Regions from separate parts of the Homo sapiens genome. Here region 2 is linked to region 1. The links are chromatin loops, found by intact Hi-C in ENCODE. Cell type or tissue: GM12878. All regions are shown on one strand. Links, peaks and the distances in the headings refer to the core of each region. The heading gives the core; the rest is flanking DNA.

Region 1 (16,222 bases), core at 4,616-12,615:
TTATCCCTCAGTGATGTGTCAATGAATGTGTTGATCTCACTTGAATTTTATGCGAAAGACTTGACATCTCCTGCCTTTTTTTGGTAATTTACATAAGTTATCCTCTAAATCAAGATAAAGTAAATGTCACCTTTCTCTAATAGAATCAGTATTCTATTTCTACAGTGTAGTTATGGTACTCAATGTGTCTTCAATTTAACGAAAAGGAAAGAGGAATATATGTCATACTGACTTCCTAAAGTGTTTAAAATAAATATCACAAACATGTAAAGGCTAAAGTAGGATTACTGGGACCTCTTCTCCCCTGGACACACAATTATTAGGATTTGATGACTAGGACTGTATTTGGGGTTCTTATATAAACTAGGTTTTTATTGTTTCATTTTATTTCATCGGGTCAAGCAAATATTCTTTAACTGTAAAAGAAATTTAGAAATATACAGGTCATGACTTTTATTATCTTCTAAAATTATAGCTAGTATCTCAACTATATCTTTGGATAGGCCTTTAATCAATTTTTAATCACATTCTCTACAAGTACCAGGCACCGCAATCAAAATTTCCTTCTAACTTATTGGACCTGAAAGGAGCATAATCTTTTGGAAATTCCAACACACTCAGTTGAACACACAGATTTCCTCGAAGCCAAATTTTATTTTAGCACTCTTCTTTTCTGATTAGAAAATGAAAATGAAACATATTTAACCATTGTGTGTATCAAAGAAATTGAATGACTGTACCTCCAAAGGGAAGCTCTGCTGGCTGGACAATACCCACATAAACTAATGCTAGTGAGGTTCAGTGTAGCCAAAAGGGGAATTGCTTCTTATAAAAGTGATTTTTTTAATGTTTAATTTTTTTTTCAGTTTTTCCTTTTCCTTTAAGATTGAAGACAGTCTGAAAGAGTGTTATGAGGCTGAAAGAGTGTTATGAGGCTAAACAAAGGAACAAAGGAACACACTGGAGAGAAGAATCAGGGTGAAAAAAGAGCCATGGCAGGGAAATGCCATGAAAGTTTCTGATGAATCTATTTTATTGTATTAAAGTGTAATCAGAAAATAAATTCAAACAGGAAAGAAAGGAGAGAGCCTTCAAAAGTCTGCCATTGTTTCAAAAGCAGACCAAAAGAAAAGTAACACTAAATTAATGCTTCTCATCTGATTAGTGTTTGGAAATTACATTCCACTTTCACCTACATACTTTTTCTTTCCTAATACTTCAAAAAGGTAAAAAAGTTAGTTTCACACCACCTACCACTGCAGCGTTCAACTATAGGCATGGCATACCTTCTCTTCACGTCTCTCTGCAGAGAATCTGCCTTCTCTGTCTTTAAACATGCAAAGAGTAGTGGATTCAATCATCCATGGTGTGAAGAAAGTCTGCTAAGACTGCATGGATCCGACAAGATGGTGGATAGTTGACTTCCTGAGCATAACTAACCCTGCTGGTCAGAGCTTACGTCATGTACTGTATTGTAGACGCTGCACCTTTACTTCATATAACTTCTGATTATGCAATCGGTGTAAGATATTCCCTTAATGACACATTTGACAGGATTAAAGGGCACTCTGGGGGTTTCTCTACAAATAAGATAAATCTGTAAAATGTTATTGGCAAAATCTTTCTAATTAAATCCACATGAATGGGACAGCTGCAACTTTACTGCAAAACTCTTAGTGAACCCTTAGTTCTATTTGTGAAATTTAAGCCTTCAAACAATGATTGGGGAGTCAGAAATGAAAGATAACGGCTACCAATAGAGTTGGATTTGCAAAAATATTTTACATCTTTTTATAGTTTGTCATCTAAGACATGTTTAGTCTAAAAGCAGAAGCCATGAATATAATTTCTGTGGCCTGGGTGCTGGCCATATGAGACTCATATGGCCTCAGACAGAACACACTGAGTCAGCCTTGTGGTCTAGCGTGAGGAGCTCATATCCATGGAATGGAGCCCCACGTGCACCAAACAGCTAATGGAATTGAGTCATCAGTGTCTGTGGGCTAAGTCACTTGTTTCCAAACCAAGGAGCTCTTTAGAATACAGATTCCCAGACCACACCCTGGATCTAATACACCTACATCTCTGAGAGTAGGGCCCATGGATGTGTACTTTTCAAAGGCTTCACAGGTGATTAAGATAATCAGTCAAGTTTGAACCAGAGGACCAAATTAAAATTAATCTACGTGGGCATGAAGAGTGGGAGTAAGGTCTTCCATCTGCTCACAGACAAAAAAAAAAAGCCTCTAGAAGTCTGATTATTCACTTATTTCTCACCTACATGTTAGTGAGTTTGACTGATTAAATGATTTATTTTCTCTCTAAAAGCTCTAAAAATTTTCTTTTAATCTTGAGGTTGGAAATTTCAGTAGGATGTAGACACATAAGTGCACCCTTTTAATCTGAAGACTCAAATCTTCAGCTCAAGGGAAATTCCTCTGTTACCTCCTTTTCATCTTTTCCATTTACTATGTTCATGTTCTCTTTTCTGGAACTCCTGTTAAGTGTTTTTTAATTAATTATTTTCCTTGCATTAGATTTTTTTCTACTTTGCCAATCTATAACCACTGTTGTCTTCTCTAATTACTCATCTTCCTAAGAGCCTTATCTTTCTCCTCCTTCTCCTCTCCCTCCTTTTTCTTCTTTCCTTTTAATAGATAATCACCACTTGATTCTCTCTAAAGATCTGTAAAAAGTGTCTTTGGTTAAGTTTTCATCTGTTCCTTGAATTATTTATTTTATAACCTTGGATCAGTGGCTCTGTTAGTTCATCCTTGTCCTCCTATTGGTTTTCATCAATCCTCTGTGGTGATATAGGTCTGATGTTCCACCAGGTCTCAACTGTGAGTGAAAAGGCTACTTTTAGGTTCTATGTAAATATTTAAGGTGGGTCTACTGGACAGTGTCTGTTAAGTTTCCTGAGGCATGGACTGGCAGGTAGGCAAGGAGCTCATGCCCTCTCCTGACTGCCAGCCTAGGAAGGTGATGAGTTCAGCAGAGAAGCACTTCAAGGTTTAACCTCCTGACAGCAGAGTGCTCCTTTTTTTTTCCTGGCTTCATGCCCGTGGGCATCTCAAGTCAGTCCACAATCTGATCTTCTTCTTGCTCAGACCCGAAAGAGATTAATTTTGATAATACTTTTCAGACTTAGCCTGACATTGAGTTCTATTTGTGCTTGCCATTTAGTATAGTGGCGTAAATGATAGGACAGAACAGTTGTACTGTTCAGATTTTAGCTCCTGTTTAATTACTGTGATGGCTGTCACTTGATCTCCTTCTCTACATTAGGTCACTCTCAGCTTGGGGATTCTCAGGATTGTGTCCTTTCTAACTTGCAAAAATTCTCACAATTTTCTACCGGCTGATGACATTCTTTCTCTCTTGCCAACACTATTCTGAATTTCTCTCTCTTTCTCTCTCTCTCTCTCTCTGTGTGTGTGTGTGTGTGTGTGTGTGTAATCTTTTTTAGGTCACATAAGGAATTTAGGGCAGGAGGAGAGCTAGATGTGTGTTCAGTTCAATCTCCTCCTACAATACCCTCTCTTAGATTACTCCCATATTAAACCACTGACACATTTAACCACAAAAATACAATAACACAAACATTAAACCACATCATTCCTATAAGAAACAAGTTTTTTAAAAGCCATAAAGCTCCTAAGCTAATGATATTTGTTTCTTCATGAAAGCATAAATAGATGAATTACTTTTTATTTGACCATTCTTTTTTATTTTCTTTGTCAGCAAAAGCAGTTTTATCTGACCAGATGCCTTTTTTTGTAGAGGAATATCACTAGAATTGATCAATTAAACCATTTGGCTATATATAAAAGTTTCTATCATTTTCAAAATATTTTCAGAGTAACCTAAAGCAAATCTATCATTGTAACCTACTGTGTCATATAAATGTATAATACAAATGATGCTTACAGCAGATTGTAAAATATCTACATTAATCCTCAGTCCCTTTGATAGTTATAAACCATCTGCAGTTGCTAGTTACACAAAGAAACCATCTCATGCCAAAGCAGAACCACCAGCAAGGGTTACAAATTTATCTTAATCTGTATGCATACTTGCCTTGGAGATTGAATTTTGAAATCATATTATTTGCTATTTGTAAATGTCATTTAGTCACTATCTCCCAAACACCCAGAGTGAAGAGTAAGGAATCACTCATAAGTCACAAACTAATTCTATGTGTTCACTGCGACATTAATCTTAAATATACATATAATCCAATTGGAATGTAAGTTCAAAACTAAGGGCTTCAGAGTATCCTTACCCTATTTCCAATTTACCTGCCAAGGGCAAACTGGGCATGACACTTGACCTGTGACACAAATTTGCCTATCTTGCACTCATACATTCAGTTTGGTCTTGAGGTAATGAGACAGTATTCTACATAGATAAAAGTATGAAAGGAGAAAAATAAATTTTTATAGCGAAGAGTAAGTTGTCCAGATGCCTAAAACAACAAACTATATAATTAACCTGTGGGCCACAGGCCATGAAAGCAAGTTAAATGCATATCTAAAAATCAGGAGATGGGAATACAGCTGTTAATAATGCCAAAAAGTATGATTAGTCTTTTCTTTGTTAATTTATAGACATTTTAAAAATCAGTTATATATTAGGTCCCTTGAAATTATGAATTAATAACAAACCATCATTAAAGTAGAAAAAAATCATGAAGAAATCCAGGCATATGCGGGTGGAAGATCCTACAGTATACATGCAATGTAGGCCCCTGACAGAGAGCCAGCAATTGGATAATGTTAAAATGATACATAGGCCATAAGCAAAACAATACATTTTATATATATTAAATATATAAATACATATATTATATATTTATATATAATTTTTAAAAATATATAGCATATATATTTGATATATACTATATAGTCTATATAATATATATTTAATATTTATATTATATACATTTTTAAAAAAATTTAAAATATTTTCCAGTGAAGACACAAAACTCATGTCATGTTGAGTTCAGGGAGAGAAACAAATAATAACCTTTTATTTAGTGTGTAGAGATTATTTTTCAAATCTGAAGTGGTATGAGGATTTCAAGCAGGGAAATCTGAGGAATAAAGCATCCATGCAGTATAAATTTGCTAGGACCTCCACAAAAAAGAAACACTGGGTGACTTAAACAACAGGCATTTATTTTCTCACATTTCCAAAGGCTAGAAGTCCAAGGCCAAGATGTAAACAGCATTGCTTTCTTCTGAAGGGCTGTGAGGGGAGTGTCTGTTGCAGGCACCTCTGCTGGGCTCCTAGGTGGCTGTCTTCTTCCTGTGCCTTCACATCATCTTCTCTCTGTGTCAGTGTCCAAATTTCCTCTTCTTATAAGGACATCAGTCATGTTGGATTAGACTGGCCCTAATGACCTCATTTTAACTTAGTTGTCTTTGTAAATACCCTGTCTCGAAATATGGTCACATTCTGAGGTACTGGGAGTTCGGACTTCAACATATGGATTTTTGAGGGAACATAATTCAGCCCATATATACATGCTATGTATTTTTGCTAAGATGTTTTTTGGAGTCTTTGTTTTAGTTTGTTTAAAGAGCTACAGTGAATGGAGGAGTAAAGCCTTTCCACTTAATTCAGAATATGTAAGTTCACCAGAACCCACATAACTGAATTAAATGTCAAGCAAGAGCCCAAAGTAGATGAAGGAAGAAATTCTACATATTCTTTACTAGAAAAGAAGCAGTGACAATTTGAAGGAGACACCTTGATCCATACATTTGGCCCTTACTACCTCATAGTAACAATAATACTATCCAAAGATAGAGATTCATCAACAAATTAGAGAAACACTTTTAATTGCAAAGTGAACAGATAAATTTAGGATTCTTTATGTTAAAATCAGAGTCAATTACGTATGAAACTTCTTTACTGGAAAACACGATAAAGTATTGTGATTATAATGATATGGGATATCAAATCAATGATATTGTTTATTCTCAATTTTTCAGTTTTCTGATATCTATATAGGCTGATTTTCATTATTAGAATAAGTTCGTTAATTGAAGTATTTGGCTTTTTTTGTTTTTAGGTTTGTCTTTTTTATTAAGAGGATATGAGTAGGAATATGAAAAATGTGAGATTTCCTGGGCTTTTTTTTACCCTTAGTGAAAAACCAGGCAGACCTGCCTGAATACCAGTGAAGACTAGCCTATCACTTCCTGCTAACATATTCCATTTCAAAATTTTCACCATGAAACATGTATGCATTTAAAATAAGAAGCTAAAGCAAATCTATTTCAGCAAGGCTTTTGACTTTAGATTTATACTCTCCCCTCCAGACATCATCAGCTCCCTGGAAATGCCACCAATGAGTCTAGGTTGAAAGAAGTCAAAAGCATTGATGTTTCTTGGCAAACACATATTCCTCCCTTCTGACTTTCAATCATAGCTTCAAAACACCATGGGATGATGCTAGGTTCTGCTTCACTTACCTTGGGATGTGGCCTGTTTTAGCTCTTGTGCTGGTGACTCACCAAATACATCTCTTTTATTAATTCTTATATCTATTACTATCAGTCAACACTGAGGCTGAAACAGCTTTTCCAAATGTCAGAAATAAACAGTGTTTTCCTGTAAGCTTGGAGGGGAAAAAATAGATGAGAGCATTGGATATGTAAAACCCTACACTCTATATAATTGGCTTAGAAAACTGTGTTTTTAAATCTGTCTTTTGAAAGTTGGAGCCTATTCTAAAGTTTTAATTGTCCCTACTCAGATTTTGGGGCCAAGATTTGCTTGCCCTATTTTCAGTTTTCTGGTATCTACACAGAAGTTGATTTTCATTATTAAGACAAGATTACTGGTTAAGGTGTTTGTGGGTTTAGGGGTTTTGCCTATGTGTTTGTTCATTTGTTTATTTGGAAGTGTTCCATTTACCATTTACTGATTTTTCCTTAAAAGCCTTCTATCTCTGCTCCTCATAGTTCATAACTATAGTTACTGCGTCTTCTCTTTAAGTGGGAAGGGATAAAGGGACTTGGCCTCTCTAAACACAGAGGCAAAATGTAAACAAACTTAAAGCCTCCTTTTGGTAGAAATTCTACAGAAACCTTCACATGTGTTCAGAGACATATAAAACTATTCATTGAAGTATTGTTTGAAGTAGCAACAAACAGAGAAACTATAATGTCTGTTGATGGAAGAGAATAAATAAACCATGGGTTATCAAATCAATGGAATACTATGCGGCAGTTCAAGAAAATGAGGTGGATCCATGGGTATGTAAGAGACATTTACCAGACATTTAGCCTAGAGACCCATTTCTTGCTTGCAGAGATGGAATATGTGGAGGGTTTAACATGCGTAGCTTGCCCATGTTTGGAGAGATGGAATATGTGGAGGGTTTAACATGTGTAGCTTGCCCATCCCTTATATATGTCCCTATGTGAGCCCAGAAAAAACATTTTTTATAACAAGGCCCTTAGATATTTGATGGAGATACCAGCATTTAGAATATTTAGAAACAAGTATTTGAATAGTGCCTGACACATAGTAAGTGCTCAAAAAATGTTCTCTATTTATATTGTCCATCTACACAGGCACCTACAGCATTAAATGGAATAATTTTACACTGGGGAATGTGAAACACACCCTTTGTACTACTGCTTGCTGGCTTTGAGCTAACACTAATTCCTGGGGACTGGGAATAGCTCTATAGTCTACGAATCAGATTAAGGGCATAGGGGATTCAGGTTTAAAATGGAATGTTAGCATCCTCATCAGTGGGCCCCGCTGGAATCAATTATGTGGTTATCTGTAATAACACACTCAGGAGCTGAAGAACTGATACCCTGAATCACAGAGCCTCCCGCCAATATAGGCTTCCTAATTCAAAGAGTAAAGAATATGGAAATAAGTAATAAATGATATACTCTGAAACATCTCTCCCTACCACAATATTTAACCAAAAGCCAAACTGCAACTCTGAGGACTGACCAGTGTCATATCAACAATGAAGACTGGAAATGCCGGGGACACATTCCCAGACCTCCCAGTGGATGCCTAAAACTGCAAATAGTACTGCATCCTATATACTATGTTCTTTTCCTATACATACATACCTCTGATTAAGTTAAATTTATAAATTAGGAATAGTAAGATATTAACAACAATGACTAATAACAAAATAGGACAATTATAACAATATACTATAATAAAAGTTACGTGAATGTGGTCTCATTTTCTCCCCAACCACCACCCCCCCCATATCTTATTGTACTGTGTTTACCTGTTTTAGTGGGTAACTGAAACCATGGAAAGCAAAACCACAGATAAAGGGGGACTACTGTATATGCACGGTTACTTCTATTTCATTGTCTTTTGATTCTCTACTTGGTTGATGAAAGAGCTAGACAGATCCTGGAGAGTACAGGTGGTGAACATCAGCTGTGAAGTAAACCTTTGCATAGAAGCACTCCATTATCAAATAAAAGTAGATTTAGGAATGAGGTTTGAACAAGCCTGAAAATCCAAGTAAATCAAAAAGGGAGATTTCTTATGCTTATTCTGGTCTAATTGCAAAGCTGCTGTATTGCAAGAACTGGATCTTGGGAGCCATTTCCATCAGACTGTGACTACCCTGGCCTGTTCAGAAAAACCATCCCTCTCAAGAAATAGAGGCATCACATGTCCCTAGACTGGTACAATTAGACCTTTGGTTTTAAAGACCCTTTGTTCTGCATCCAAGATCACCAGGCAGCTTCTGATTCCTAAGTTGCTTGACTTTGAGGAAAGAACAGGCTAATGATACAGATTTTATCCCTGAAATCATTGTACTTTTCCCATGGTTTCTAGCCATGATGAAGTCTCTAACGGAGGTTTGTCTCCAGGGGAAAGACTGTGGTGATCATGCTCTTGCATGTACTCCCAGGCCACATAGTAGTTATATTTTCCTTTGTTAATAAATTGTCATTTTTATGTTGACCTCAGTCATGCAAGTATTTTGGTAAGCATGAGTCAGATTCTCAGGGCCTGATCACTCCTGAGAAATGCAAATCTTTAGGGCTTCAAAAGAACCATATGTAGCCAGTATCTTTCTTAGATGACATGGCATATAGGAACACATGTCCCTTTGGACTCTTTTGGGATGTTTTCACTTCCTTCCTCTTTCCTTTGTACATTCATTCTGTGCCTGATGTTCCCATTTTTATTTCTTCACCACTATTTCATAATAATTTGATTTCTAGTTATCCTTCTATTCCTAGGTCTTCACTAGAGATACCAGGAGAGTTTTCTGGGAACCCATGGTTTTGCTGACACTGCTATTGTTGTCATTAGAGATCATGGTCATATGATGAACCTAGGCCAGGACCCAGTTTTTCCTTCTCTATCCAACTGTGTCTAGGAACAATTGATACTTGATGTCTACCCAGCTAGAAAACTGGCTTCTTTATGGGTTCCTGGTATTCTGTTTCCTGAGAGATACATATGCTTATTGGTGGCTTTCCTGAGAACGCCCTGCATTTGCCTATTGCCCAAACCTGCTGCCAAAGCCAATACTCTTTATTTCCTGAATCTTACTCAAATACATTAAGCTGGATTCAATAAAGCAGTTTTCTGCTGACCTGTCAAAAAACCAACCCCAGAAATGATTAAACTTTTCTCAAGTCCTCTTCCAAACAAGTACTGGACTGCCCAGAGATTTATCTTGGCAAAACTTGGACACAGCAAACCTGGGGCATGCTGGGTAGAAATCCCATCATTAATCCTCAAAGAAGTGACTGAATTTACTTGGCATTCACCTTTGGCCTTTGGTCAAACATGTAAGAATTTTTTCTTAGTGACAAAACAGAACTAAAGGCACTCAGAAGAGAAATGGAGAAATGGAGAGAGAAAAGAGGGAAGGAGAATGGAAGCATAAATAAAAATGTTTCTTTTGGCTTATGGATCAGACTGATGTGTTATAGGCAAATCCCAAATGCAGACTGAAATTTATTTTATATTGTATTATTTTGTAACTGGCTTTCTAAGAGTAAATTCCCCCAGGGGAACTGTTACATCCTAAGATTTTACAATGGAAGAGCATAGAAGTTTTAAAAATTGTTTTAAAAATTATTATTTCTCCAATTCATGAGTTAGCATCTGAATCATAATAGAATAAACGACTCACTCCAAAAAGAAAGATGCATTAGCATTCCTACATAAGGTTAGTATTTTTTAACTATTTTAAAATCAAGTAGTTGTGTCACCTAAAATAAAAGGTTTAGATTGGTTGCATTTTGAAAAGTCACTTTTTTTCAAAGCCACAGGGCTCTTATACTAGGGCAGTTAGTAAACAATCACATTTTCTCATATATCTAGTTTAGTCTGCTTAGAAGATGTCCCATTTCAAATACATGCTTCAATTAACTAATCACTTTTATATGGGGCACCCTATAACATCATTGCACATACATCTGAACTTGTACTAATATACATGATATAAAATTAATTAACATATAAGATTTTATTTTTCAAACCTCGTTTACAGGAAAAATTTGTCCTGCATCAATAAAACTAGTAACTTAATACACACACACACACCCCACTATAGAAGTATAAAAACAATAATGATGGTAGAATTTACATCTTTAGAAGCCACTAGTTCATTTTACATATGAAGAAACTGACAGAGAGAATTATAAGTTAGATGACATCTGATTTCAAGATAGTAAAGACATTTTTGCCCACTTCTTTTAAAAATCACTCTCAAAAGACATGGGTAACAAAAACTTTAACTTCTGTGCAACTAGGAGATCTCTATAACCCTGAGCCAAATATATGATTGCAGAAAGCATATGGGGAAATGGTAAATGACTCATCAGGAAGATAAAACCTACTGGCATGACATCAATGAGAAGCAAGCCAATCTGATCCTCAGAACCCTGGAAATTCTCAGGAAATGGAGATGGCAGTCATTATTTAAGCCAGTTTGAAAGTCCATATAGGGAGCAGTGAAAACTTCAGGTCCCTGTCTCTACAGCTGGGCAACCATACCTCTCCCATCTCACCCAACTACTAACCCAGTGCCTGAATGGGACATCAAGCACAGAGGAGGCTGGGGCACAGTGCTTTACTGAAAACTGGAGATTCAATTTTATCTGCATAAAAAAAACAATAAAATCCCTAAGCCCCTCTGCCTGCCCAGAGTCAATATGCTAAAAGCCATCACTGCACCCCACAGGAAGGAAGTTGGAAAATCCTTTTTCTGAGGATCGTTCCAGAATAAAAATCAACAGAAACTCATATTTGGAGGGAAAAGACTGCTAGCCATCTTGATAATATCCATCAGTCTATATGTCCCATCCAAACACACTGATTCCAATCAGTATTTTACTGCTTCTCTTTGAAATATAAATAGATAGGCAAGGGTAATCAGACATTTGAGAAATGTGAAAAATGGAGATAAGATCTGCCTTGCTGGGCTTTGTAATAATTACATGAATTTATAAATTCACAGCATCTGGCAGAGTGAAGGTACCTGTAATGCATCCATGGAATTCTTATATAATATAGAATTAAAATTATATGTATTTTCCCCTCTGAAAATAAATTAATATTCTTCTTCACAATATGTCTTTAAGGATAGCATCGGAGCATTTAGCTGTTTGCTGCTGCCCTTGTTGCAGTTGTTTTTTAATAAAGAGGAAGGACTTGGCAGTTTCATGAGGGAAGCTTAAAGCAATAGATGCTATAAAACCTGGAACATTTATTATCTGTAATGCACATTCATGGGTAGTTACACATTTAGCAACACAAAGAAACTAAAAGTCTTTAAAGGCACATTCTTCTTTAGAGGTGTTTCCATTATAACCCCTCCTGTCTATCTGAAGCTTCTCAAAAGAGTCCCTGGGTCAATATAAATAGGTTGCAAACCAGATAATACCTTATTATATGAATTAACAGTATATTTGCTCTGTAATACTGAAAAAAGGAACTGTCTCATAATACAATTAGAGAAAACACAGTAAACCATATTTCTAAATAGACTATCTGATCACCAATGTTCTTTTCCCTATTACCAACTCCAGCAGTTTCTAACAGTTCTACGCCTCACACAGGGATCTTTGCTGTGGATACTTGTGAGGCTGCTCACTGGTTATTCCCTCTTCCTTGAATAACACGGCCCAGATGATACTTTTGCCAACTCTCAAACCAAGTGGTTCAGATACAATCAATTCCATCCCTAGGTCTAGGGGTGAACATTTGATCTTTAAGAGTCAATCAGAACATCATTTCCCTATCCGCAAGCACAACAATTCATTAAGCAAAGAGCGCATGACCACATCAGAGATGGTTCCAGACCTTTGGCTATAGACACTAAGTGAGAATTTCTTTCCTTTCTGTTGTGCTTGAATTTGGGAAGACACAAGTCTGCGCTGCTAGGGGACAGCCCAAGGAGAAAGCTCACCTGAGAAGGAAGCCAAATTCTGAAGGGATGTAGCACCAAGATAAAAAGGGTGATTTCATTCTCATTATATCTGTCAACTGGATCTGGCAGTGCTAAAAACAAGAAATACCCTAGACTTCAGAAACATGATCCAATGAGTTCCCTTTCTTGCTTAAGCTAGTTTAGATTAGGTTTTCTTTTCTTTTCTTTTTTTTTTTCTTTTGAGACACAGTCTTGCTCTGTCGCCCAGGCTGGAGTGCAATGGTGTGATCTCGGCTCACTGCAACCTCTGCCTCCGGGTTCAAGTGCTTCTCCTGCCTCAGCCTCCCAAGTAGCCCAGCTTTTTTTTTTTTTTTTTTTTTTTTTTTTTTTTAGTATTTTTACTAGAGACAGTGTCACCATGTTGGCCAGGCTGGTCTTAAACTCCTGACCTCAGGTGATCCGCCCACCTCGGCCTCCCAAAGTGCTGGGATTAGGGGTGTGAGCCACTGCGCCCAGCCCTAGATTGGGTTTTCTATCAAACTACAATAACTGCATCTAATACAACCATGAATTTTTACATAAGTATATTCAAAATAAAACTTTTTAGTATAGTTTCCTCATCAAGTAGGCTAAACCTTCCCCACATATCTCTCACATCTAAATATTTTTCACATCTAAATAGTCTTTCAGCATAAATACAAATCACATTAATAGAGCTGAAAAGTTCTTTATAATCTTTGATTCCCTAACATCAAGTATAATTAATGCAAAGTAAGAAGCGCTTAATGTTTATTGACTGATTTGAAAGTGACAGGCTGAATAAGCAAAAAAATCTCTCACCTTGTCTAACATCAAGCCATGCAGTATAGATTCTCTGTATAGATAATCATTAATCCTAATTTAATTATTTCCAGGAATGGATGGAAACTCTCAATCTCCTTCAATGGAAAGAAAAATATTCAATTAGCTTGTCTAATCCTAATACCAAGTATCTACAATATTCTTAGCACTTGGTTAGAGACTGAAAAAAAACAGTTAAAACTGACATGGCTCTTGCTACCTAGGAACTTATCAGCTAATATGGACAACATATGGGAACAGTTCTAATGGAAATACGGATACATGTATATAAATAAATATATACAAATAATATATAATAAATAACATAATATATAAATAATACATATAATATATATATGAACGTGTACTCGTGGAGCAAGGAACATTATTGTCATCTGCCCAAGCCTCCCAACCTGTAAAAGCATTCTTCAGATGTATCTGTGACAGATAAGTACCCTCTGCATTTGAATACTTGCAGGCACAGAGACCTCACCTCCTCTTAAGGCAGGCCAGAGCACTACTGACAGGGTCACACATCTAGGAATTTTGTCTATATATTAAAACGGTGATTCTGTCCTTTTTGGGCATGATGATACTCCACATAAACTATAGGTCCCTTTCCTTATAAGAGCTTTTCATGTCTGAGGACACAGATCTCACTTGCTTATGAGTATTCTCTTTAAGCTAAGCAAAATTATTTACATAATACTGAATCTCTTCACAATTTTCTAAATATATATTAATTTATTATACAATAATAATGGAAATCATTTATTAAGCAATTGTTCTATGCCATGTATTGTGCTAAGTTCTTTATATACATTACACTTTCTTAAATTCCTCATAACAACTGTTTATGGTACAACAGAAGATAATTTATCTGAGAGTTTAAATACTATAAGCATTCGAATCACTTATTTTTCGTTTTTTAAAAGAAGGCTTTTTATGATTAGACATGTTTAGTCACACCACATAATAGGAGAAGATCAGTTTGTTACAATATGCTGTGCTAAGAGATGGTGTGATCTCCAAGGCTGCAAATGACAGGCAGGTGACGACAAAATGGACAATGTGGTGCTGATTATAAAGAATCATTAGAAAATGATTCTAATGAGGCTCTTTGATGTTGTAAACTTTTTATGAATCCATGGAAATATTAGCATGCTTATATGCTTATGAATATGACACAGTAGAGAGGAAAAAACATGACTGTAAGGAATGCTGTAATTGCTGGGATGATATTCTTGTGAAAATGAGAGAAGTGGGATCCAGTATATAATGGTGGCTATGTGCTGGGTCAAAAGACAATTCATCTCTCTAAAAAATGAAGGAAGGCAAAGTATGTGGGTGCACAGGAAGTGTTGATGATGTGGAAATTCTCATCAGATTGCTTACATTACTTCAGTGAACAGGAAGAATGGTCGTCTCCTGAGAGCAAGAATGAGGAGGTGGTGATAGCATTTGGAGAGACAGGGAAAAGTCTAAAATGGCCATCTGAGTGAGTTGGTGAGAAAATGGATTAGGGATGTAGACAATGATTGCTGGCTGTGCTAGGAGCCCACTTCATGTGGGCGGTCATGAATTGAAAGTGCGGCAAGTCAGCATGGTGGTGGGCTTATCCCCAGCCATGTTTATCCATGATGTAAGTAAAGAATTGTATTTATCCAGAGTTATACATGTGTCAAAGACAAATCCAGAGAGGCACAAAACAGTGATTATAAGGATAAAGCATGAAATTAAGCTTGGTGAACAAGTGATGGAATAGCAAGGGGATAAGAGACAATAAAAGATGGTAGGATCAATGAAGGAGATATACTAATCTTTTTAATTGGACCCATTTTTTAAAGCACTTATTCTCTCAGAATCTTAATTTTGTTATTTGTCACGTTATGTATTTTTGTGTCATGTAAAAATAATGATAAATATAGCATTAATCCACTCATCCATTCACCTATTCAACAAAATTTTACTGATGGATACTAAGTGCCAGATGCTGTGGGATATAAAGTTAAATAAAACTTGACCTCAAGGACATTATAGTCTAGCAAAGAAAACAGGTAAATGAGGAACCACAGTACAGTGTGGTAAGCACCATGAAAAACTCTCTAGGAGTACAGAGCAAAGACCTCTAAATCAGACTTGAGGGTGACAGAAGACTTCCATTAAGAGGGGACACTGGAATGGGGTTTTGAAGATCAAATAGGACTTAGTCAACAAGAGAATGAAAAAGGGCTTTCCACGGTCCATCCAAAGTATGAATCAAAATGGTTACTAGGGTTGGGGTAAGACTAGAAGCTTGTGACATACCCCTAAAGACCACCTCCTAAATTATATAATTTTACTGAGTAGCTACAACTGTCCTACCAGACATCCCGTTTCACACCGATCTGTTTTTCTCCATCTTGTCCATGAAGCCATCTCAAGCAAGTACTTCAAATGCCTTGCCAGAATCAAAACGCCCTATCTAGTTTCTCAGACTTCCCAATCAGGGAACCTATTTAAAGGAGAAATTGGTTTGCCATTTGTTCCTAGAAAATTTAGACAGACCCTTATAATTCGTCACTGAATTTTATCCTAAGTGCTAACAAACCACTTGTTTAATAATCTGGTACAGGATTTTGCCACTAACTGACATCAGACTTATGAATCTGTAACTTGCATGTTTCTAAAGGATGAAATCAGGCTGGGGATCAATATCTCTTTCTGAAAATATTTGAAGGATATGACAGTGTTTGAGAATCACTTTTGTGCTAAGGGAATTGAGAGGGAGAAAGTATTGCCTAAGACAAAGGTTGAAGATAAATAGGGCAAGATAAATGGAAGAAGGAGTCAGTGCAGTGCCCTGGAGAAATGGAGTGATATTTAAGAGGTTTGCATTCAATTCACAGAGAGGAATAATCCAGGTCACCCAGGGTAAAGTCCTTAGAAATCAAAGACAATGTCTTGATTCTGACATCTGGTAAACGGCTCTCTCATAGCTTG
Region 2 (16,222 bases), core at 5,007-13,006, 110 kb after region 1:
TTACTTTTTGCTCATTTTGAAGAATTGAGTATTTCTGACCTTGAGTCTCAATGAAATTCTGAAATAGTATAAAGCCTTAATCTGGTTGAAAACAAAGATGTCTTTAAAATACTGATGTAAAAATAGCCACGAACAGTGTTTTATTATAGGAATGTTATTTCACTTTTTTTTTTAGGTTACTGCATGAAAACGAGAAACTTCTGAGCTTTCCTTGTCTCCATTCCCACTGTCCTGATATTCCTGTATTTTCCAAATGTCATTTGTAGAAGCCCAGTCACAGACACAACCAATATTACTCTTCAAACAAAACTCCTGGATCCAACACAGAGATACAGTAATCAGGACCATCCCAGAGAAGGTTCAGATTGGGGCAAATTATCTTTAGGCCATCCTTCCTCTACCTCTGCCAAAACGTCCCTGTTCTGTACTGTTAAGATTAAGAGCACCATGTATTTCCAAACCACAAGCTCCTTCACAGCACTTTGTACAACTATGATCACCAAATTAATTCTTGAAAATGAGTAAATGCCTGTTGTTTCTACTAGACTAGAAATGCCACAATGACAACAGCCATTCCTCTTTGTTCATTGCTATATCTGGGATGCTAGGACACAGCCAGCACCCAGTAGGTGCCACATGTACACTAAAGGCAGCCTTGAAAGAAAGGTTTGCATAGAAATAGGAACAGAAATAGCAGGGATAGTCCCACTTCATTTTCTTGGTGAAAAGGAGATAATTAAATCTGATTGTAGGTCATCTCTGTCAGGCAGTCAGAATAATCCTCTAATCCCCTGATCTAGGTGTTTTCTGAGTGCAGTAGTTATCAACACATCCTAAATAAATTAAAAGGTCTGTTTCAAATAAAAATTCCTCTGTCAAGAGAATAAATTCTAAATATACTTCTCTTTAATTTATGAATTCCAGGTGGAATTAAAGAGTCATACCTTATAAGGGAAATTTTTCCTATGTTTACTAAAGTGGGCACTCATTTTGCTTCTTTAGAACACTTTTTTATTACACATCTCTTGATGAATAAAATAATGCAATAACAGGGGCTTCATTTTCAGTAAAGCTGAGAAGTCAAACTATATTTCATAAAGCCTGAAAACATAATTTATGTTTTCCATTTAATACCCAAGTCTGCAAATGTTGACCACTAGAAACACAGGAAACACAGGATTCCTTATTATAGTTTTTGTAATTCTAATACCAAAGGTACAACCAAATAAAGGTCTCAAATATTTGTGCTTAATTTTAATTTTCCTTTAGCTGTGGTACGTAATGTTTTCCTTTCTACATGAGTGGAAGGGGTCTAAACTTTTGAAGTCAGCTCTTTTATATTCACAATGAGTTTCAAGCAGTAGAAATAACCTTGGAGACAATTTACCTATATCTAATTTTAAAGTATGTATTTTAAAATGTATTTGACTATCTTTATAGGAATAGTACAGTATAGAGAGTAGAGCTTCATAGGAAATCACAACTTACCAAGCTCGCTAACGAAGACCGGCCTCAGGAAGAGATACCTTGCTGATATGCACAGTTTTTTCTTCTTGAGGGCAACAGATCTTCCACATTGTGTTCCCCTTTTGCCCCAACATACTGTTTTGCACATAGTAGGCACTCAACAAATTTGTTTTCCATTGAATTTAACTCTTTCCTCAAAGTTGAGGTTTATACCCAAAGGTAAACTAACAGCAGTAGAAGTTGTTGCCCCTCTCAGATAACCTTTGTGGATAGATAAGCTCACCTCCCAGCTGCTGAAATTGCTCTAGCTAACAGCTTATACCTGTGACCATCTCTAGAGCATTGCCTCAGCTGGAGATGCCTGGAAAATCACATCACCATTATCACCATGCCACGCCCACCCCTGAGGATGGCCAATGATTGGCTAACACAGAATACAGAGCAGGTTCCTCTTGCCTGGAGACCGGACAGCTCCAGGTGGAACCACTTACACTCCAGAGCCCTCTGCAAATCAGGCCAAGGCTGGATGTTATCCAAGACCATATCATTGCTCAATGCCTCCCCTTTGCCAATTTTGCTGCCTTCACTCCCTTACAGATTTTTCCTGAGAAGCATTTCCTTGTTAACTCACATATACCCAAATCCCTGCCTCAGGTTCTTCTTTTAAGTAATATAATCTAAAACACACGTACTCTCTCCCCCACCCCAAATCTGCCAGTATGACTCATATCCTTGATAAGTTGAGCTTGGGTTTACTTCTGCTTAACTTTGTTTAATAAGTATTGACTATTGCCTGAGCTTCCCCAGGCAAAGACAAAGCGCTGGTTCCTAAAAAGGCAAAGTGTCCCAATCAGGCCTGAGATTAGTCAAGAGGTCATCTTTAAGTATGCTCCTGCAGTGTCAAGGCTACTTGAAAACATAGTTAACAATTCTGAACATAATTGATTGTAAGACTCAAGGGGCTAGATTCCAAGATAAAATTAGGATGGAAAAATTCACATTCAAATGATTTGCCATTAATTATTATCACATAAGATTGTACAGTTATTAGACCACTAAGAGTCTGATAACCTAGTTCTCAATAAATAACAGTATTTAATTGCGTTATTGTGCAAAAGTTCATAGCAAATGTATATGTCATATATTATAGTTACATAGAGAATCAAATTTGATATATGAATTAATACAAGATAGAACTTTCTCATATAAACATCTAAGAAACAGAAGAGTTGAGGTATAGTTTTTACCAACAACTAGAATGAGAAAGTAAATGATCATGTTCAACAGCAAACATTTCCAGCCCTCTCCCAGTGTCAATAATCAGGTGACTTTAAGCTGCATCTCTGTAATTCTCTAGATCTTCATGATCTCAAGGTGGCTGCAAAAGCTCCAAATATCATGTTTCCACCAGAATTGCAAAGACAAAAAGCACAAAGGGATAGCTGTCTCTCACTGGGAGAAGAAATCTTTCCCAAGCTCCCCTAGGAAATGTACCTGGGTCAGAACCCAGCCTCTTGACCACTCCAAGCCAGAGAATAAGCCCATTTACCCGAAGACCATTTTCTCTGTCTCAAAGCTGAACAAAATTGGAGATGGTGGAAGCAAAGTTCTGATCCAGGCAATAAATAATTCTGCTATATTCAACATTAAAAGCCAGGGAATCCCCTTCAGCAAATTTGTTTCTGAATCCCCTTCTCAAAGCTTTAAAGAGTGATTTCACCACACTAAAGGCTCTTTCCTCTTAGACAATAAGCAGTTGCACATGTATATACTGTTAGTTATAAGAGAGAGAAATATTCATTTCAATTCAAAGGTGTAAAGAGTGGTATACTGTAACTTTTCTGAAATAAATGGGGAAAAAAGACCTAAAAATAGACATTTTTGGTCTGCACATTTTACAATATTATGTAATTCTTCACATGCAACAAACACTCAATTCATGTTGTCCATTCAGAGGGGGCAATGTGTACAGACAGCCAAGGGCCAAACAGAGGTAGCTTCAATCTAGGCTCTTTTACTTACCAGCAATGTGACTGCTGTGTGCCTCAGTTTCACCATCTTTTGAGGGTGAAGATCATGTTTGAAAAAAAAAAGAGTACAGTTTCTGGGCCATGAACCATAGCAAGTACTCAACAAATGATAGCTATTATTAGTTCAGGAGTCTAAAAGCTGAAACTGACAGTCACCTAACCAAATATTATTCTTTTCCTCAACTACAGCAAGAAAGTAAAAATGACCAGGATCAGCTTCATCTCTTTCTAACCAAGTTTCCTCTGACCTAAAAGTGCCTAAGAAGTTATGATTTACTGATAAGAATTAACAGGTCTGAATGGTCCCTTCAGAGAAATTCCTTAAAACTTGCCTCCTAGATGACTCGTGATTCATTGGACTTAGTTTCTATTTTTCACATGAGTTGTAGTAAGGAAATTCAAAAGTAGCTAAGCCAATTTCAGTCCATTTTCAATATCACTAATGGCTTTCACCTATCTATTTCTCTTTCTTGGCCTGAATGGTATAGTTTTATGTGAAAATCTCTTGTTTCTAAAGGAAAATAATTGCATACTTATAATACACATAAGTTCCATCTTGTAAGCCTCCAAGATAGCATCAATTACCTATGTATAGAAGGAAGCCCAGTATTCAAAATGCCTTCTCACATTTCAGAAACACTGTCCTCTGTGGTATGAGAAATACTTTTATCCATAAAATTTCTCTAGATGATATTTTTCTCTCCAAAGTTACATCAACCACATATTAAAGTGGATGGTTTTTCTAGCCATATTAATAGTTTTACAATATGGATTAAGTTTGTCTTTGCTATTCTAGTTCTTGTGCCAAGTAAACTATGTCACGAACTAACAATACTTGGGGCCTTTGGTAACTGAGGAATTATATAGGCCAATCCTTAGGTACTAACCCACAATTGTCTTGGATTTCTTTTGTATGGGTCTACTGGTGGAAGAAATTACAACTTTCCTCATATTAGATACTTTCTTTTTGGAACACCTATATTTGGTTTGCAGAAATAAAATACCATAAAATAGAAATAATGGTTTCCAGAAGCATTATAAAAGATATATTAAATAAGAAATTAAAATCTCTCTCTTACCAAAAAAAATAGATATAATTCATATAGTTGAAACAATTATTTGACTATAGGGAACAATACAGATAAATACATTGCATGCTATAATACCTAATAAAATTTATAATGTATGTCAGTTTTTTGCTTTAGAAAAAGCAATGACAAGATTTTAGTGTCACAGGAACAATGACACTTATTTCTTACTCCTTTGTCTGCAGGTGAGGAGGCTTCAGCTGAAGTCCAGGCATGGCCAGGCTTGACACAAAGCTGTGGGATGATTCCAAATCTGTTCTGGGTTCCAAATCTGTCTTTCCTCATTTTGGGCTCAACAGATTACCCAAGGCATTCTCTCATGGGGATGGCAGAGAGCATAAAAGCATGCTGAAATACCCAAACACATTTCAAATACTTGCTTGCGTCACGTCTGCTAACATCCCCTTGGCCAAGGCAAATCACAAGGTCAAGCAAGCCAAAAGTCAGAGCAGGCAAGTAAATTCTGCTCTCCATGAGACCTTGGCAAGGATGTGACTGTATACTACTCCTACAGAGGAATAAAGATTTGAGTCCCATGATTCAATAAACAATAAGAATGTAACCTAAAGTATCTCTGTCACATGTGCATAGGGAGACATATAGATGGATATGTATATAGCATTGTTTATAAATAAGCAAGGAATTATGTCTATCAGTGGGGAATGGGGAAATAAAAAATACTTCACTTATATAATAAAATTTACATGTTAGTTAATGCGATAACGTGGCAAATGTTTTTTAAAAAGCATTGTGGGTCAAATAAGGTACAAAATACTACATGTAATGTGATACCATTTATGTAATTTTAAAAGAACATACAAAGTAATATCATGCATTCTTTATGGATATACATATTTGTAATCCAGAATAAAAACATGATGGAAAAGAACATACTAATTTCAATGTAGTGAAGTGGAGGGAGAAGAGATGAGACTGAAGTTTTAGCAAAAACACAAATTTAATTTAAAAAGAAAGAGCCCAGGCCAGGCGTGGTGGCTCACACCTGTAATCCCAGCACTTTGGGAGGCTGAGGTGGGTGGATCATGAGGTCAGGAGTTCAAGACCAGCCTGGCCAAGATGGTGAAATCCTGTCTCTACTAAAAATACAAAAATTTGCTGGGCGCAGTGGCAGGCGCCTGTAATCCCAGATACTCGGAAGGCTGAGGCAGGAGAATCACTTGAACCCAGGCGTCAGAGGTTGCAGTTAGCCGCAATTGTGCCACTGCACTCCAGCCTGGGTGACAGACTGAGACTCCGTCTCAAAAAAAAAAAAAAAAAGAGCCCATAAAAATATGGCAAACTGTGACTATTTCTTAAATCTGAGTGTGTGGTGAGTAAATGGATGTCTGTTCTTTATATATTCAAAATATAACTAAGAATTATAAATATGTTTTGTTAAATAGCATAAAGACTAACCCAATTACCCATAATGCTTTTGGAAAACACTGTCTCACGAGAATTAAAGATTCATTGAGCTGAAACAATGAGACAGCCTGAAGACTACACAACACTCTCAGTAATTTGTCCATATATTATCAATTCTCACTCTCTGGGACTACTTCTCTCCTTATAGCACTTAGAGGTTTTATTCAAAACACTTCCATCATCTGTGAAAAAGCCTGATGTTTGATGACAACTTTAATTGTGGAGTTGACTACCCATGCTGAGCAATCTGAGTTTTTCTGGATTTTGTCATACATAAAACTCCCTGGGAATAATTTTAATACACAGAGACCGTAAGTAGCAAATAGAATAATACCCAACTTTGGCTATCTTCTTTGTTTTAAGGAGAGCTCTTGTTGGGTTGCAAATATAGGCTTGATTAAAATCTGAATGTGTCCACAAAAAAGAACTCTCTAACTGAAAATGTGTTAGCGAGATTTGTGGGTTCTGCCAAATCTCAGCTGAGGATAGAGAGCTACAAATATTGAACACCTAGTGTATATGTCAGGCATTTGTGTCACATGTATTTTCCCACATGATCTTTTTAACAATTATAAAGTATAGGAATTATGTCCTCCACTAATGGTCAAAAATGACAGGGCAGAGAATTAAGTCCAGATCTGTCTGACACCAAAATCTGTGTTCCTAAATCACATCACTCTGCCTAAGTTAGGGCACTTGGAGAAATCCCAGAGGGTCATCCCATCATCACAAGAGGCCTGCTGGAAAAAAACCTCTATCCATGATGTTTACATTATCTACACTTGAAAAACCCTAAGCAAAACAGTAAAATCAATGTATTTGGTCTCTGAATACTCCAGCCCCTTTTTTCTCGATTGATTTAGAAACCTGCCTTTTTCAGGCTTACATTGTTCTTAGGTCACCCCTTTCTTGACCAGATATCCAGCCCAGACTTACTTCTAATTCACTGACAGTATCCTTTCCTTTATTCTCATTCTCTACTGAAATTATCAAATCCTCCCAGCTGAGCCTCATAGAGGAAAACATTTTAAAGACTGATTCATACTAACAATTGATCAATGTGTACAGTCCCAGAAACAAGTGTAAAAAATGTTATTATATAGTGACTAAGAGTGAAAACTAGCTATAATTTCCATCAAAAGACCTAAAATAGTATTACAATTTAAAAGTACATATGGCAGTTCTATGTCATAAAATAAAATTCAGCCATATTGCAATTTTTAGAAAATGCTTACAATTATTTATGGATAACATTAATGAATTTGCAACTACTACATCTTAGAACAAATATAGCCAGCCAGACAACTCAATGTATTCCTTGCCCTGGGGATGTCAAACAAAGATATCAGAAGAGAACAATGGCCCCACAAGAGTGCAATCTCTCTAGATGATAAAATGTTATATAAGAAGAAGAATGGGTGAAACAAATATTATTCTTTCTATTTCCTTTGCAGGAACACATCACAGCCTGGGACTAATATATTCAACCATTTTTTTACTTTAAGCCTCAGAAGGCACCAGCAACAAGTCTTTTTATCCCATAGAAGAAATTAATATTTTCCTTTCTATATAAGCTTATACCAACTACCTAAATAACACAACATACTAGAGAAGCCCTGAATAATACCATAGATTTCAAGAGCCTTCCAAGGCAAATGACCCCCTTCTGCTCAGAAAACCAAACCAAACCCTCTGAGCACTTCATGGGCACTATGCTCATGCAACAAGTATTTACTAAGCACCTACTATGTGCCAGATGCTATGCCGTGTCCTCAGGATACAGTTGATGTTAGGTAGCATCTCAGCCCCCAATGTCCTCTGCCTCTTATTATTTACCCTGTAATCCCCTCTCCTTGAGTGTGGGCTAGACCTAGTGACTCTTCCAATAAACAAAATGGCAAAAGTGGTGGGATGTCACTTCCAAGATTAAATTATGAAAATACTGTGGCTTCTGTTTTGGAGGCCCTCTCACCCTGGAGAAAGCCTACTACCATACAGGGAGGCATCCCTGGCCCATGTGAATTAGCTTGAAAGCAGATCATCTAAGCCTGCAGGCATGAGCTCAAGAGCAAATCTTTCCTCCTAACTTGACTACAACCTCAGGAGAGGTCTTGTGCCAGATGAACCCAGCTAAGCCACATCCAGGTTCCTGACCCGCAGAAACTGGGAGATAATAAATCTTTGCTGTTTTAAGCTGCTAAATTTGGGGATAGTTAGACAACTATAGAAAACTAATACACAACGGTTTATAAGACAAGGTCCTTGCCTAAGTGGAGCTTACAATTGAGTAGGTACTGATGGATGATAAACATAAACATAGATAATATCATTTTATATACTTTTAAATATTATGGAGAAAGTAAAACAGGGTAATGGGAAGAAGAGTGACTACATAAGTGTATGGAAAAGGGAGACCCATCTGCAGAGACCTGAGTGAAATGGACCTGAGCATTCAAGACAAAGGACATACGGGATTGCAATAAATTAAATGAAAAACTAGGTATGAGAATTCACCCAAATTCTGTTAAGCTAGACATTGAAGAAATTGACAAAAATGTAAGGCAATACTATTATTTTCAATACCTTTTTTTTTGAAAATTATAGTTTTTTATTAAATATGTATATTACTGTTATTTTTAAGTGAATTAACAAATATTTTTAAATGTTGCTTTAATTTTTAATATAATTATCAATAGATATAACTCATGTAACAAAGTATTTTGGAGAACCTCAACAATGTTTAAGAATACAAAGGGGTCCTGAAACCAAAATGAATGAGTACTGCTGGTATAGAGTATTGTGGAGCATGGCTTGGAATGTGACTCTTGTTCTAAGTTGAATGGGATAAAATTCCATTGAAATGTTTCTAATCAGAATGCTGGGATCTGACTTACATATTTAAAAGGTTATTTGGTATTCTGTAAGAAGAATGGACTGAGAGGAAGAGAAATGAGAAAATCTGTCAGCACTTGGCAAATAATAACCCACAGAGGTTTTCACAGGGACCTGAAAAGGAACAGTTCTGAAACTGACAGTTGAATTTTTCACATTAGAAAAACATCCCATGTGAAACCACCCATATCTCTATTATGCAACTGAAGGCTTGCTATTATCATATTAATTTAAAAGTATAGGGTGAAACAAATCCTGATGATACAGGATGCCATTTCTTTTCACTTGTTTTTCAGACCCTGGTAAATGTATCCCAAGCCTTCATGTTATATTCTGTGGACCTTCCCTGGGTACACTACATAATTTCTAAGCAAAATAGCAAAATTATACTTTGGTGACATTATCTGCAAGATGAAACAGCCAGAAAACAGGGCTACCTGCTGGCTGCATTAGGCCTTGCTTTTGCCATTATGAAATTCATGCTTCTATAAATTGGCAGTAATGGAATTTCACCTGCCTTTTAAATAGCACTTTTCGAGATGAATACAATGTTATCTCTAACACTGATATGCCACAAAAGTAGAAAACAAACAAATCAAACCAAAAAGTGTCTAATTTTATTATATCATTTGGTGAAATGTGGTGGGGGTTTTTCCTGCCAAATATCAACCTACAGAAACAACAGGATCTACTCTGACATTCTATAACATTAAAATCTCAATAAAACTGAATTACTATAGATGTTTTAAATATATTTACTAAACTTTTCTGCCAATTCTAAGAAAAACCCAATGCTGTCACCAGCTAAGAAGTTTTAGCTTCATTTTTCCCCCCATAATTAGTGTTTCAAGAAACATAGTTAAAATGCCAGGAAAAACAGAAATTATATGTTTTTTTAAATTATATGAATTTCTGACTTTGTTCATAATCCTCTTCATGAACTAACCAAACACAGAGGTAAATGCCTACCCAATGTATCCTAAATACAATCCCACATATCACATCATTCTCATTGCACTCAGTAATTTCCTTTACTTACCTCTAGAAATGTCAAGGAAAAAAAAAAGAAAAAACTTCCAATAATTTTTTTTTCTGAGTAGAAAAGAAACTGGATGGCATTAAAGAATAAAACATAATGGCACAAAAAGAAGTGAAAATCTGCTATGGATTTGGTATAGTGTGGCTAATTTGGGCTACAGAGTACTATTTTAACCTAAATTGCTCATCATGGCTTTCAACATAGAAAAGCAGAAGAAATATCAGATTATTACATTCTCTTTGGGCCAGCTTCAAGCTGACAGTTTTAATATTGCTATTGACCGGTGGCAGAACAGAAACTATTTTCTTGGCTTTGTGATTATGAAATCAAATGTGGAGTAAATGCAAACAAACCTGATATTAAAAGGAACAGCTTTTCTGAAATGAAAGTGTGATATTTTTTAAGCACTCCTTGCAACCTAATGGAATTTACCAGAATGAATTTTAAATACTATGTTTGAAATAGAACTTGATTTGCAAAAATTCATTTCATGCAATTTTCAAAACTGTATTTAAAGTAAAGCACACAAAACTTATTAAATTATTTGCACAATAGGTAGAAAAAGGAAACCCTGGCACTCGGTTTAATTTCCTTCTACTTCTCTCCATCTTCCATCCTTTGCTCTTGCCCTGATTGATAAACTCTCAAGACCTCACTGTTCCTGCTTGGTAGGGTAGCAATGGCCATACAAAGCAGGAAGGTTTAAACAGAAGTAGCACTGAGTGTGCTATGGCCAAGCTTACACGGGGCAGCTGCCAGCATGATGTGATTTTGAACATTCCAAAAGGCCTCCATGCCCCCCAAATTTTTCCCACTAGCTTCTACTTCAGAGCCAGAAACTTCCATAGCTTACACCCTTTGACCCAAGGAAGTGGAGACTCTTGCCTAAACACCAATATTACCTAGAAGATAATAGCATAGCAAGGATTAAGTGAAAGGTAAAAGAATGACCTTCTAAGAGTTGTGAGCCAGCACAATAGTGAGAGACCGCAAAATCCAGACTAACTAAAGTGGAAATTTCATGCACAATAAACTTGTGTGGGTGAAATGAGAAAGTACAGTGTCACTAAACTGGGACCTTTGTGCATAAGTAACATGGTGAGTAATGGGTGTTCACTGACAGGACAAAACGAATCTTCCTACTGGAGCAGAAATCCAAAGTCTTGAGATAAAAGCAAGTAAGGAGATACAGGAAAAGCATGTGCCAAGGAAGGAAATCAGATATAAGTCAGAGGAGTTTTTCTCTGGGGCATCTTTTTGCTTGTTTGTTTGTTGTTGTTTTTTAAAAGGGGTCTCACTTTGTCAGTCAAGCTGGGTGCCATGGCACGATCATAGCTCACTGCAGCCTGACCCTCCTGGGCTCAAGCCATTCTTCCACTCAGCCTCCTGAGTAGCTAGAACTATAGGCATACACCACCACACCTAACTAAATTTATAACTTTTTTTTAGAGACGGAGATCTCGCTATGTTGCCCAGGCTGGTCTCAAACTCCTGGGCTCAAGTGATCCTCCCTCCTCAGCCTCCCAAAGTGCTGGAATTATAGGCAGGAGCTGCTACGTCCTGCCTTCTCTGGGTCCTCATAAAGGTATCATGTAACCTTCCAGCAGTTGATGAAAAAGGATATGATAAGCTTTGTACTCAAATATACATTTGATATTATGGCATGGAAGTGAAGTGGAATTGTTCAGTAGGTTGGCACTAACAGTCTGTAACTTAGAAAAAACAGGACTAATGGTTTTAGATAAAAGAATTTTCCATAATGAGTTGATGGAGGAGGGTGAAGAAGTGACATTGCCAGCAAAATATATTAAAGAAAGTAGGACAGGAGCTATAGCTATGGGAACCCAGAGTAAGCACTGAGTGAGGAAAGAAGCAAGAGAAGGATTTGGGGATGAAAAAGTGGAGCAAGAAGGGTGTAGATAAATAAAGGAGGGTAAGAATTCCAAGAAAAAAAAGTGTAAACAACAGTGCCAACTGCCAAACAGAAGCAGTCAGGGTAAGAACTATTCAAATGAGCCTGGGTGGAGCAGGGAGGAGGACACCAATGACCTTCACTGAATAGGCTGAGTGGAATGGTAACGACAGACTGTGCTAGGAGAAACTAGAGGCACTAAGCATAAACCACTCAGTGGCCATTAAAGGAAATACAGAAGCAAAGGATAGCTCAAGGGAGGAACAGCGTTAATCAAAGATTTTGCTCAAGGTAGAGGAGACCTAAAAGAAGAAGTAGATCTTATCTCTTCCTTCTGGCTCTGAAGATGGTAAAAGCGAGTTAACTAGACAAGAATTATTTTGACCACAAATCTCTCCAGAAAAGGAACTGGGAAAAGATTAACTCCCCCTCTAAAGTAACAGATGTTGGCTTCTCCTCCAGATACATTTGTTAAGGAATGTAGGATGTTCCTCCAAATACTCCCCACTCTATTCTACACCACCCTACTCCCATCCCTGGGACATTATTTTCTTTGTACCAGTTCCCCTCCCACTGGGTCCCAGTTCACCCATTTCTCACACCAGGCCTGGTGGTGAGACTCATTCACTTCCCTTGTTTTCAGCTGAACTATCTACTTTCCTCTAGACCAGGGTTTCTCAACTTCCACACCGTTGTCATTTTGAACCCAGTAATCTTTTGTTGGGTAGGTAGGAGGTGTAGTCCAGTGCAGTGTAGCTTAGTAGCATCCCTGGCCTCTCCCCACCAGATGTCAGTAGCATGTCCTCCCACAGTCAAGATAATAAAAAATGCCTCTAAACATTACAGAATGTTCCTTTATGGGGAAAATCCCCCACACCCACATTGAGAATCACTGTTATAGACACTTCTCTCCCCCGATTCTCCCTATAGACTGAGATAGACACCCTGCTGCACCCCACTTCTCCCATACTACCTGTCCCTGAAACAAGCAAATGATGCTTTTCATTTTCTTTCCGACAATTTTCACTACTGATAACTGACAAAGCTTAACAAATATCATCCTAACAAAATTCCAGTTTCAAGAATGCTCACAGAGTTACCATGCTCCTTAGATTCCAGGGAAATGTGAAGTAAGCAAGGGCTGTAGTTTCCATGCCCACTTCCTGGACTCCCTTCTTAGCCAGCATGTGGGATGTGGCTGCACCCTAGTTGATGGTGAGACTGAGTGCTGGACCTGCCTCCTGGTTCACACTCATGTGGACACACAGTCAAGTTGTTAAGTCCATTAGATCTGGTAGGTTTGGCAGGACAGCTCTCAGCACGTTGGACTGGCCCTGTGCTGATCCCTCCTTTCTCACTTCTATTTCTCAAGAATAGCGATAGGGTGTGCTGAGAATGTAACATCCTGAAATAGGGAGATACTGGCCAGCACATCCTGGGCTCTGTTCCAGTCCCCCAGAAACAGGATGCCCTTCAGTGCTTTAGCCCAGTGAGTCTAGCAACCCTGGGGTATAAAACCTAGTGAGGGCTGCTTTCCTGGGTCCCTTAGCTGCAGTGCAAATAGGGCACATGAAGCAGACTCCATCTTCCACAGGAAGCTTTCCTAAGCCTTGGGGGACTGACTGACTTGCAATGAATTCTACACTTCTGTTGTCCCTTCCTACCTATCTGTAAGTAATAAACTTGCTTCATGTGGTGTGTTGTGTGTGTGTCTCGTCTCACCAGACTCAGACAAGTTGATATCTAGTTCACAGTGAACCTGCTTTGCAGGTTTGCTTATTTCATTGCCAGGTATTCATAGTACTGTCACCACTTTTTGTCAAAAATCACCGTGTAGTTTTTCTGCAGTTTTTACTTATTCTGCTATCTCCACCCTCAACATCTACTACTCATATATTCACCCTGCCCAAGTTTTAGTTCATTCTTAACTGACTTTGCATCATACTTAGAGACTTTTATGATTCCAGTCCTGGAATGTTAATCCTTCCTGGGATGCTGGGATGAGAAATAGCATCTCCCATTTGACTCCAAGGCTCCCAACTTAGCTCTCAAGCTGACCTCATCCATCTTGTTCCCCTGACGGTCTTTACAGCTCTGACTGTGTGATTCATCCCTTTCCCCAGTCCTATTTTTGCCTGCACTTTCATTTGCCTTAAACATCTTTTTACTTGAATGTCAAGACAAGTTTCACGTATTAGACCTTATATAAATTCTTCTTTACAGTCCAAGCAACATCGTGAGTCCTTAGCTCATTTGAACAGAAGATATGATAAATATACCCTAAATTGTCAATACATTTCTGACGGATTACAGTAGCTTTGCCTACTTTTCAAAGCCTCTTTGAATCATTACTTGTGTCCTTTTCCACATCTCTCTAAGGAAGTGGGTTTTTTTAATTAGGTCGTTTTACATATAGAGCAATACTAATTGATACAGTTGACTGGAGATACAACCCTGACCTCGTGACCAGCAAGGACATTAAAATCTCTTGCTTCTAAATTGGATTTCTTTGTGGAAACATATTTGCGTATCTCTTTGGAATCCCCTCTTTGCATGTTAATTGGTTGAAATACAAAATGATATTGATTGGTCCTATAAAAAGAAAGAATATGGCTTGTCTTCCTTATCTTTTTATCATCTTGAAGATGGTTAACATTTATCAAAAATAGTCTATGCTTAGCAGTATGCTACAATTGGCTCCTAGGCAACATGGCTGTGTTCTTGCTTTCAGCCCTCTGCCCTCACATGAGTACTAAGAAAAATAAGTGCTTATTTTTCTGACCACTTTTTGACTAATCTATTCAGTCCATGCTCCAAAATATAAGTGGACACTTCTCCTGAGGCTTTCGTTAAAAAACCCTTTCCAAATCCTACCAATTCTCCTCTCAAATTGTGTAGCCTAACATAACCACTAACTCTAGCAAACCTTAATTTGCTTAAAAATAAAAAAAGAAAAGAAAGTCCCCAAAATGTCAATACAAGAGCCCAGGATATTCACCACTTGACCAATGACTGACAGTAAACACACACACAATGAGCCCAGTCCTTCCGCTGAACCAAGACTCTTGAGAATCTGAAGAACATACACATTGAATTGATCTACTCATGTCACAGACGAAACTGACAGGAGAGAACATTTATATCATTCTCCTCTCTAACCTACAAGATAAAGACTTGTCATGTGTCACTATAATTGTTTCCCCATTATTAAAATGTCCATTGCAGAAAACTCAATAAATAACAGAAACTATAAGCCTTGGACTACATCCAAACTTTGTATTTAACTGACTTAGGAAGGTTGACTAAAATTCCGCTTGGTGTTGTAACTTAAAAGCAAGTGAGATGACAGCTCTAAGAATACATATACATTCACTTTTTGGAGTCCCCCCAGATTATTTCTACAATTTGGAAGAATTGTAGAAATGATGAAATGTACAACAAAAATCACAGAGGTGAGAATTAGTCCCCGTGGGTGTGCTGCGATTGAATATAAGAGAGAAAGTGATAAATTTGGAAAAGAGAAGAGGAAGCATGTCTCTTTAGGCCACAGAAAATAACATACAAACTAGGGAAGAGCGTAGGAAGCGTTTTTCTCCTACTTCTTGCCTCCCACAGGAAATCACTAATACTTTCTGAGAAAAGGGATAAGCTGTCCAGTTTCTACTTATTAATGAAACAGCAATTTCTAGACTTAAGCATATTAGTGAGCACTGTTCTTTATAATAGCTCCAGAAATTTCTGCTTAGGAACAACGACAACAAAAAAACACCACCACCTGAGAGTAATCCCCATTGTTTCTAGGGTAGACTCACCCTAATTTAAGTGTGACTCAAAAGTGTGACTCTAAAGAACTGCAAGCAGATTAATGTAAGAAACTCCTGCTAAAACCCTGCTAAAAACACTCCAATATAATGTAATCCTCCTTATCCATGACTAATTGAAGCAAAATGGGCAGCACACAGAAATGTGTGCTTTCAAAAGGAGCATGTTAAGCTTGAATGTGACATACAAGCCTTTTCGAGAACCTTTACTAGACACAGTTGAGTGGAGGTATTGGTTCCCCCATTTCCCTTCATTTGCCCTCTTCTGAATGTGACCACTGTGTAGGAAGAAGGTCTAGCCCCTAACAGATCTTGGTCTGGCGTCCTTAATCCAGAGCAGCACTTTAAGGGGCCAGGTCAATTATCAGGGAGAAAAAGGCGAGGGCATCTTCCTTCCACTCTCTCCTCCCCCAAACTAAACCTTACTTTTGGGATTGTACCCAGAATTAACCTGGAAGCCCAATGATCACAGCAGACAGACCTAGATTTGATCTGACAATAATCCCCAGGATTGACCACCAAGCTAATTTCCATCTCTAGAATTTCAC

What was found. A loop is a pair of places that touch in the nucleus more often than their neighbours do. Peaks named below come from ENCODE experiments on the same cell type or tissue, not always from the same donor. Only the 100,000 strongest peaks of a DNase experiment are listed, where the experiment ranks them.
Region 2: it touches region 1 in a loop (2.2-fold over the local background); 2 of 110 quality-filtered maps call a loop at or near these places.

Annotation. Positions count from the first base shown.
Region 1 is chr5:111,996,038-112,012,259 of GRCh38, forward strand. The region is part of intron 3 of NREP-AS1 (NREP antisense RNA 1); the gene reads left to right. Among named protein-coding and RNA genes, the nearest start is that of NREP-AS1, 92 kb to the left of the region's middle. RefSeq lists an enhancer at 1,465-2,664. In GM12878, for the core only: no CTCF peak of the experiment used is centred there; a DNase peak (open chromatin) is centred at 9,034; H3K27ac peaks cover 201 bases.
Region 2 is chr5:112,107,564-112,123,785 of GRCh38, forward strand. No RefSeq gene overlaps it. Among named protein-coding and RNA genes, the nearest start is that of EPB41L4A-AS1, 45 kb to the right of the region's middle. In GM12878, for the core only: no CTCF peak of the experiment used is centred there; DNase peaks (open chromatin) are centred at 9,018, 12,161 and 12,468; H3K4me3 peaks cover 311 bases; H3K27ac peaks cover 974 bases.